Regions from separate parts of the Homo sapiens genome. Here region 1 is linked to region 2. Evidence: chromatin loops called from intact Hi-C (ENCODE). Cell type or tissue: ascending aorta. All regions are shown on one strand. Region 1 overlaps PHC2 (polyhomeotic homolog 2). Region 2 holds the start of ZNF362 (zinc finger protein 362).

Region 1 (5,000 bases), 84 kb before region 2:
TTACAAGATACTGTCTTCCAAATAAATGGCATTCGTTTGTTTTATTCTAAAATGCACACTTTTACAATCTGTACTTGAGACGCACACGTAATCAATGTGTAAATTCGTTGTGGGGGAAATGGGTCATCTTAACAACTGACTGCATTTTAGAATTTGGGAAACATGGTAACATGATATTAAATAATAGCATGTTTTGCCCTCCTGAAGGTATATATTATGTGCTGTTTCCTTTTCGGCTTCTTCAGATATTGAATCCAGCTTGTGCGTCCTGATTAACTAGATTCAGGGATCCTGCTTAGTCATCCAGGAATCCCAATTTGGGAATCACTCATCTAGATCATCCTGTGCTTCCCAACCCAAATGCTCCAGCCCACATGTGATATCTGGCCTCTGCCTCAGAAGGTCCCAGAATACAGTTTACATGTCTTGTCCTCTTTTCCCAAGTGCCCTCGTGCTATCCACGGCTAATCAGCGCAGCCCTCCCTCCACCTGTGTGGCCCACCCGGAAAAGTCTAAAGCACTGGGTTCTAGTGTGGGTTCTGCCACTGCCTGTGTCCAAGCTCAGCCTAGTCCAGTGTGTTGTGCCTGCATTACATTATTTAATCCTCACCACAGCTATATGTAAGACAGATATAAGTACCCCATTTCATAGATGAGGAAACAGGCCTAGAGTAACTTGCCCAGCATTACAGGATGGGATTTAAGCCTAGAGTCTTTTTTTGTGACCTTTTGTGACCTTGGGCAAATCACCTCACCTCTGAGGCCAAGTTGCTTCATCTAGGACATTTAAGATGTTAAACTCAGGGCCTTTCTAACTTTAATCCTCTGGGATCTAGTGCCCCGTGATCCAAAACAATCACTACCCACCCCCTCCCCCACCCCATCCCTAAATTGGGAGGAAAGCAATCTGTTTATCTGAGTCGAGTAATTCACAGTAAAGTGTGAATGACTGTAAGATGTATACTTGCATTTTAAAGAAATTGTTAACCAAATGAATCTCTAATTGATGGACTCTGTCAGGGTCCCAGATAGAGCTCAGCCTGCCTGTTCCCCTCCCTCCTCCCCGCAACTCCCTCTCAGTCACTTTCCTACCCTTCACTTACCCCGCCCTGGGGGAAGGTGTCAACAAACAGGTGTTTGTGAAATCTCTTGCCTTCCTCACTTTCAGTGGCATTAATTTCTTTGGGGGCCCAAATATAACCAAAGAAATTGTAAAGCGTGGCCCCAGATCTTTCCATGAGGACTGGGCACTCTGTCCTCAGCTTACCGCACTGCAGTACGGCCTGTTGCTTGGACCAGGTATGTGCTGTGTTTGCTGCTGTCTCCTGGATATGGTTTAACTGGGCATCACTCTGCAGTGCTCCACTGAGGCGGTTTCTAGAGCAAATGGTTCCTTGGGAACCCTGCAGAGACCACCCTGGCCACATGGCTGGGCCTGCTGAACTGCAGCACAGTGAGCGTGACTTCAGTGCTGGGGGCTTGGAGAGTGTGCTTTGGGTTTTATAGGTGACCTTGTTTGCCATTTGTTGAGCAGAATTTGTTGTAAGAAAATGAGCCATGTTATCATCTACTCTGCTTCTTTAAATTCTTTATTCATTTCATTAGCTCTGTCATACTCCTACTGCAACCAAACAGTAAATAGAAGTCTTTTAAGTTAAAATACATACTCCCTTCTCATGATAAGGTGGAAATCAGCCATTGACCAAGGTGAGGGGGTAGAAGGAAAAGCTCCGTTTGGTCTCCATTGCCTTTGAAGCCATGTCTTCAGGCTATCTTAGGGTCAGATAGAATGAGTGCTAGGCCATCTGAAATACCTGTTGCAGATGTTAGTACAGATTGAGCATCCCAGATCCAAAATGCTCCAAAATCCCAAACTTTTTGAGCACCTACGTGATACTCAAAGGAAATGCTCATTGGAGCGTTTCAGATTTTTGGATTTGGGATGCTCAACCAGTAAGTATAATGCAAATATTCTAAAACCTGAAAAAATCCAAAATTAAAAACACTTCTGGTCCCAGGCATTTTGGATAAGGGATACTTAACCTGTACTAAGCTGTATTCCAGTATAACAAAACAAAACATCAGCACTGGCTCTGAAGTGGCCCAATTGTGCATAACTGGCACCAGCCTGACGTCTGTCCTCAGCAGGCTGGAGAGCCCGTCAGCTCTGGACATCAACCCACTGGTCCTAGGAGCCTCCCTGCCTCTGCCTCTAGAGGTCATCCTGCCTTGCCAAGTGCCTGGGTCTGGCAAAAATGTTTCAAAGGGGACAGGGAATTCAGAGGTCCACCTGTACCTCTTTTCTGTTGAGGAAATCCCCACTGTAACAGGAAGACATGGGCCAAAAAATAGCTCTTATTCTTCATAATCAGGTATCTAGAAATGCCGCTCCGGTAGGCAGGTACCACCAGCCTAGCTGCTCTCAAAACATCATAGCTTCAGAAAGCAACTTGTAAATCTCAGCTAGTGCCAAATTGCTTATCTTGGCACTAGGCAGCCCTGTATTCTATATGTAGACAGTGAAGACTGAGATCATGGATGCCACACATTCCAGTTTAGTGGTCATTAAGCACCTGTCATATTTTGGACATGGGGTTAGCCCCTGAAGATCTCGAGGTGACTGAGTGAGTGGTAGCCCCCTGCCTAGAGAAGTCTGCTCTGCTTAGGAGACGTGACCAGTCCCAAAGCAGATAATTTCACAAACAGGAGCTGAGTAGTCCTTCCTGTTTTCTCCCACCCCTGTAAGGGCTGTTTGTACCAGAGCCTGTGAATGAGACCAGAAATGAGAAACAGCCTAGAAGTTGAGACATATGTTAGGCAAGACTCCGTGGAACATGCTGCTCTGTTCATTCTGACCGGAATACTTGGCCCTTTGTGGTCAGCGTCAACTAAAGGCCAAGATTTTACCTCCCCCTTCCCCCACCGAAGCCTAGCTTTACTCCCCTCCCCCAGCCTCTCCCATCGGCCTTATCCTGCCTCCACCTTTCGGTTTCAGGTGCCTGACTGTATACAGGCATTTGAGACCTGTGGGAATGCCCGGCAGCACTTATAGCCTCTGAACTGGTCAAGGGAATTGAGTAAGGAACCAAATTCAGAGTATTTCTTTGTCTCTTTTATCTGGCCTCAGGGCCAGCAGGGCAGGTTTCTGCAAGTTTCACTGTTAAGCTGCTTTTCCCCAAAGGCCGCAAAGCAGTCTGGGAGAGCGGGAAGCAGATTAAATTAATCTCAGTGTGCTGAGCTTGGCAGGGGGCGAGATTGTGTTCGGTCATTCCAGGAATAGCCCAAACTCCTTTGTTACTAAAGCAGATGAGGAGCTATTGGTCTACAAGATGACTGCAAAGCGAAGTAGCTGTGAACCTTTGTATATTCATAAAACACTCTCCCATCTGTCCCTTGGATTCTGTCTCTCCTTTGATCTGCCCTGGGTTACAATGGGGAGTGGTAGTTTCTAATGTGGTGCAAGAGTTTTTTAGTGTGTTCTCTCTCTTAACAAGATCTTTTTTAAAAAACAACCTCAAATTCCAAAAAGTTTTGCTTCCCAGAGTTAAGCATTGGCTCTGTAGCCTTTGAGCTGGTGACCATATCTGCTCACGAATGTATCTGGCATGAAGACAGACTCTGACCTCAAGAGTGATCTTCTGTCTTGCAGTGAACATTAATAGGCATAGATCTGAGACAGGAGTGGGGGATGGAGGCAGGGAAGTCAAGCAAGGATAGAGGGATCCCACAAAAGACAAGGTCAGAGGGGGGCTGTTTTCTGATGACTATCAGCGAAAGAGGCAGGAGGTGGGAGTGATCCCAGAATTAAGAGGAGAATGGATTAATTCCATGGAAGAATTCATTAAACTGAAACAAGGGAATTAATACTTTCTACCTATGCTCTCAGTCAGAGATGTGACTGTCTTTAAAGCAAACACAGAAAACCAAAAATCTTACCAACCAGATCTCTTACATGACTACACCTGACAGATGATGCTTAGTATTAACTAGGTACCTGATGTTAAAAGATGTGGGCAGAGAGGGCCTAGGATGATTACGAATTTGTAGCCTTTTTATGTAAGAAATACCTGAAAGAACAGAAGGGCTTTGTCCTGGAGGAGAGAAGACTGTGGTCATGAGTGACATCCTTCATGACACCAGGAGCATTCTCAAGCATTTTCTCGTAAGCTAGCACGCACTGCCTTTCACTGGCTCATTAGTCCTCACAGCAGCACTCTAAGGTAGGCGTAGGATCCTTATTTCACAGCCAGTGAAGCTGAGGCTTAGAGAGGGACAATGACTTGCCCGCAGTTGACTCAATGATAGAGACCAGTCTCTAAGCCAGGTCTAAGCCCGTGTCTCTGCCTGTTAGACAAATCTGATTGGCCTTGTTCTCTGTGAGTTTAAGGAACAGAACGAGGATAACTGGGCAGAAATTAATAGAAAGACAGATTTTGGGCTCGTTATATAAGGAATCACTAATGAGCCGTCCAAGGTGGGAACAAACTGCTTCCAGAGTAGTGAGTTTCTTTGTCGCTGGAGGTATTCAAACAAATGCCAGAAAATCATTGGGTGGGCATATTATAGAAAATTTTCAAGCATTGGCAAGAGATCGAACCAGACTTTCCAATCCTATAATTGTATAATCTGCAGTTCATTAGACTCATCAGGGAATATTTTTTACCAGGCTCTAATTGGGAGGAAATAGCCATCATCTAAAAAACAAAATTTTAGCTTTCATAGTAATCTATGTTAGTAATTCATTTTAAATAAAATAGATGTTTCTTAGCATATGCAAAACATAAAAGCAGAGAAAATGTAATTGTGTAAAGGCAGAGTTAAATATTTAAAATTTAAAAGCACAGAAACTTAATTTGATTGAATCATCAACTCAGTCCTCCTAGTTATTCATAGATTGTGAGGGAAAGGGGTTTTTTCTACGTTCTCAAACATGGATGTGAGGGCCATCTGGCTGCAACACCTGTCACCCCATTGATCGGCAGAGTTGATTCCGCTGATCT
Region 2 (5,000 bases):
GCAGCTCTGAGGAAACCGGCAGTTAACTTTTCCCAAAAATCCTGCAAAGGCAGCTGGCTGGGGGAGAAATGGGCCTCGAGATCCTTTCGCGGCATTTCACCGCCTTCCAAAAAAAAAAAAAAAGAAAGAAAGAAAGAAAGAGAAGCAAAGCAAAGCAAACTTTCGGAGTTAACTTTAAATTCCCAGCCCTCCCCCCTCAAATCGCCCGGCAGCTTCCCTTTTTTTTTTTCTTTAAAGTGCAATTGCATTGTGTCTCACCTCCCCGAAAGGCTCGCGGCTCTCGCCAAAGAAAAGGAAAAAAGCCAACCCTTCGGGTGCCCCCTCTGCTTCCAGCCGCCTCTCCCACATTCTCAGACAGTTTTATTAAAATTTTCAGACAAAAGAAAAACAAAAATGGCAGCCTGGCTTATTTTTAAAACAGGACAGGGACGCCATATTCTGCAGATCTGCAAAAAAAGGGAGAAATCCGGCACTGGCTGCTCCACCGGGCCGGCTGCAAAGTGCGCGAACCGCGCCGTTTGCAATCCGTTTATTTGCATTATGCCCCATGAATCATTGTTTACCGGAGAATTGCAGCAGGGTTTGAATAGCCCGGCTTAAGAAAACACACACACACGCGCGCGCACACACACACACGCACACACACTCGGAGACCAGCCCCAGACACGCCGCGGGAGACACTTCCTACCCCGCGCGCCCCGCTGCCGCCGCCGCCGCCGCCGCTCTGGGCCGGGCCCGAGGCGCAGGCGGCCCCGGGCCCTCGGAGCGCCCCGGCCCGCGCTGACAGCGCCCGCGCCCCGGCCCGGCCCCCGCCCGCAACTCGGCGCAACTTTCCCGCGGGCAGGCGCCCGCCGCCGCTGGGCCCGCTCCCCGCGCGCCCCGGGCCCGCACGGACCTGGCTGTGCTGGCGGCGCCTCCGGGACGCGGCCGCAGCCCCGCGCCCGGCGGCCCGAGCAGGGCCGGGCTGGGGCTCCGGCACAGGCTCCGGGCTCGGGCTCCGGCTCTGGCTCGCTGCGGAGCCGCGCGCAAACCTTCCGGGTCGCCTGCTGTTCACTTCTGGGTTCTGCAAGCGCCGAGGCGGCGGCGGCGGCGGCGGCGGGAGGCTGGGTCTGCAGCGCCGCGCGGCCCCCAGTGCGCTCGGCGAGCCCCCGCGCCAGGCGCCCGGCTCCGGGGGGGCCGCGTCGGGCCCCCGCCTCTCCGGCTGCGCAGCCCGTCCGGCCCCGGGGGCTCCCGCGAGTGGGCAGCGCCGGGCGCTGGCGACTGCGCGAGAGGGGAGGGGGCCGGGCGGGGGGCGGGGGCGGGCCGCGCGCTGGGGCCCCCACTCGGGCCCCGGGGCCTCGTCTCGCGCTCGCCGTCGCCGCCGCCGCCGCCGCCGCCACCGCCTGGCAAAGTTGCGCTGCGCCCCCCGCCCGCGCCGCGCCGGAGGCAGAGCCACAAAGGAACTCCTCGCCCCCCTCCGCCCGCCTGAGCCGCGCGGGGAGGGCACCGGCGCCCGGCCCTAGGACAGCCCCTTCCCCAGCGCGGGGGCTCCCGGGGCCCCGGCGGCCGTGGCCATTGTCCTGCCCAGGCCCGGCGGCCGCCTCGCCACCCCACTCCTGGGTGATGGCAGGCTGGGGACTTGGGCCTGGCGGGCCACGGCCCTGACCAGGCCGAGCCCGCGCGGTGCCAGGCTGCCCCTGGGGGTCTCCCTCGAAGACGGCCGCCTGGAGGGGACCCCCAGGATGGACCCTCACCCCTGATAACGACCTGCTCAAAATCCAGGCCGATTTTTTTTTTAAGACGAGGACATAGGGGTGGGGAGTAGAAGTTTGCACAGGCCCAGCCACCCCTCCCTAGCCCTAGGCCGGATCCCCGACGGATGGGGCGGCCCGAAGCTGGCAGTGGCTCCTCTCGCAGAGTCTATCAGAGGTGGCACCGGCTGTCCCCCGGCTCCAGACCTCAGAGCCATCTGTGTGACTCCTCCTCCCGCCTCACCCTCCCCAGCCAATCAGTCACCAAGTCCTCCTGATTCGGCCTCCCGAGCTGTGTCAGCTTCCAAACTTACACTTCTACCTGAGGAGGCAGCCGGTTCCAGGATCCCTTCACCGGCTTAGATTTCTATGGCATCCACCACCCCCCGACCGCTGGGCCAGGATGGATCAGGGCTGGCCCTGCCCTCAGGGAGCGCACAGTCCCCCGGGAAGGGCACAGAGATAAACAATCATCTGCCAGCGTTTGTCCTCCAGGAAGCATTTCCAAATTCAGTAAATATTCATAGAGGACCTAGTAAACATCAACCACTGTTTTTAATAGCTGGTTGGCTGGAGCACAGCTATTAAAAAACTGGATAATGCCCCTGCCCTCACGAAGATTCTAGTCCAGCACAGGATGGCAAACACTGTGAGCAACTCGAAGACAGGGCCCATAGGGACTGCTTGTTCTCAATCCCCAAGCACAGTGCCTGGCACAGAGCAGGGGCACAAGAAATCTGTGTGGCATGAATTAGTTGGAATGTTAAAGCATGGCGGGAGAGCACAGAGGAGGCCACTCTTTCCTGGAGAGGTGGAGAGGGCTTCAGAAATTGGCTCTGGGGTGAGCGAGGTGGGGAAGAAAGGAAGGCCTTCCAGTTTCCAGAAATGACGATAATCAGAGGACCAACCCATTGTTGAGAAATTCAATGAGATAATAAATTAATAAACGGGAGAGAAGAGACAAATTGTCTGTGCAGAAGAATTCCAAATAATTTATGTAGACAATCAGGGAGGGGGAGCATCACTCCCTACTCTTTAGGAGTAGGCTGCAGATAGTGACGTCCTCCCCAAGCGCACAATATGGAAAGGGAGAGGAAAGGAGTAACTTTACAGGGAGAGAGCTGATGACTGCTACTCAGACAAGTGATCAAGGCCAAGATCAACAGCCACAAATCATGTTGATATGTGCTTGATACTATGTGATGAAAATGACACTTTACCTTTGTGGTCTTCCTCCCAATAACCCATAACCCCAGCCTTGTGAGAAAAACAGACAGACTCCAAGAGTGGGCTATCCAACAAAATTGCTGGCTGACCAGTACCCCTCAAAACTATCAAGGTCATCCAAATCAAGGAAAGTCCGAGAAACCATCACAGCCAGAGAGGAGCCTAAAGACACGGCCGGGTGCAGTGGCTTATGCCTGTAATTCCAGCACTTTGGGAGGCCGAGGCGGGAGGATCACCAGGTCAGACTTTAAGACCAGCCTGACCAACGTGGTGAAACCCCATCTCTACTAAAAATACAAAAATTAGCCAGGCGTGGCACGTGCCTGTAGTCTCAGCTACTCAGGAGTCTGAGGCAGAAGAATGGCTTGAACTCCAGAGGTGGAAGTTGCAGTGAGCCGAGATTGGGCCACTGCACTCCAGCCTGGGCAACAAGAGTGAAACTCTGTCTCAAAAAAAAAAAACAGACGAACTACTAAATGTAAAAGATATTAGGTAAAAACAATCTAAATAAACTATGGAATTTAGTTATTAATAACAATAATGTGTCAAGGAAAGTATCTACCAAGAATTATAACAAATCGTAACAAATAGTAACATAAGGTATTACTCATAGGAAAATTAGAGGAGGTATATATGGGAACTGTCTGTAATATCATCTCAATTTTTCTATAAATCTAAAAATGTTCTAAAACATAAAGTCTATAAATTTTAAAATTAATACCTTTAATTAATTAAGGCATTAATTAATTTTAAAAGGTATTAATCACGGCATTGCTGAGCAGTTCAATGAAATAATGCCCATCACAGCACCTAACACATTCTAAGCGCTCAAAAAAGTTATGTTATCATCAATATCATCATTATCATCATCATTCTAGGCACTTAGAACAGCACATGCAAAGGCACAGAAGTTTAGAATGGAGAGGCAGATGGGAGACAGGATCCTGAAGGCCTTGAGTGCTGAGCTGGGGCCTTTGGAAGGGATTTATGGGGGAAGGGTACATGCTGGCCCACCTTTGCCCCACGAGTCTCCTCCCTAGCCACCTGGAAAGCTGTGCTCCAGCCAGCCAAAGTGAGCTGCCATCTAAGGCCTTGCTATCTCACTTCTGAGGACTTTGCATATGCTGTTCCCTCTGCCTGGAACACCCTCCCTTGCCCTTTCGCCTCACCTTTTCTGACCACCTTCAATTTATCCTTCAGGTCTTAGCTTAGACATTTTCTTAAAAGCCTTCCAGAACCTTCCAAGATGCTATTAATATGATTTGGTTGGAGGCAGTTGGGGTGAGGTGCAGGAAGCTAGGGATGGAGAGACTGAGCTCAGCTCTTTGCCACTGGCACCCATCCCCCTTTCCCCCCAAATCCAGCCATACTAGATGCTGCCCTGTCTCTGAACACACCATCCACCTTCATGATGCCTGGCCTCTGCTCATGCTGTTCCCTCTGTCTGGTATTCTTAGTCCTTTTCTCCTCATCTCATCTCTGTAGTGAATACTTACTTATCAAGTCAGCTCAAACATCACCTCCTGTATGAAGCCATTCTAGATCCTTCACATAGAAAGGGCACTTTCCTTTGGTTCCCAAGGTGTCCATGGTCCTTCTGCCACACTGCTGGCAACACACTCATCACGATGCATCGGAATAAATGTTTGCTGAATGGATGGACAGCAAGCCCACTGTCATCCTCTCCAATTCTGCAAAGCTTTCCTCTAGGAGGCCCTCCATGGCAGCTCCAGCCCATTAACCCCTCTCCCTTTCTTTTTTTAGCAGTTAGCCCCTAATTGTATTCTAACTATTGTGTGTATAAGAATCAATCTCTTGGATTAGAGTACATTATTTAAGGAAGGAACCATGTCTCACACTTTCTGTTTTTTCACTCATTCAAGTATTTACAAAGCACCTACTCCAGTGTTTCAGTTAGGGTCCCAGGCTCTGGAGAGGCAGCAGTGAGGAAGACCCCAGCTCTGCACAAATAGAGCACTGTCTTAACCAGACTATGCCGCAGTAACAAAGAACTCCAAAATCTCAGTGACATAGCACAAGAGT

What was found. A loop is a pair of places that touch in the nucleus more often than their neighbours do. Peaks named below come from ENCODE experiments on the same cell type or tissue, not always from the same donor. Only the 100,000 strongest peaks of a DNase experiment are listed, where the experiment ranks them.
Region 1: a loop joins it to region 2, with 2.0 times the contacts of the local background. A loop is called at or near these places in 13 of 110 quality-filtered maps.

The regions. Positions count from the first base shown.
Region 1 is chr1:33,336,797-33,341,796 of GRCh38, reverse strand. The region is part of intron 9 of PHC2 (polyhomeotic homolog 2); the gene reads left to right. It also overlaps the pseudogene RN7SKP16. Among named protein-coding and RNA genes, the nearest start is that of MIR3605, 6.8 kb to the right of the region's middle. In ascending aorta, a CTCF peak has its summit at 2,224 (motif pointing right); DNase peaks (open chromatin) are centred at 2,172, 2,796, 3,194 and 3,615; H3K4me3 peaks cover 3,397 bases; H3K27ac peaks cover 5,000 bases.
Region 2 is chr1:33,252,550-33,257,549 of GRCh38, reverse strand. ZNF362 (zinc finger protein 362) reads right to left here and starts at 1,058. Exons shown (of 9, transcript NM_152493.3): 1 at 896-1,058. RefSeq lists an enhancer at 308-602 and silencers at 1,068-1,127, 1,570-1,669. In ascending aorta, no CTCF peak of the experiment used is centred here; DNase peaks (open chromatin) are centred at 306, 569, 1,039, 1,959 and 1 weaker place; H3K4me3 peaks cover 2,439 bases; H3K27ac peaks cover 2,305 bases.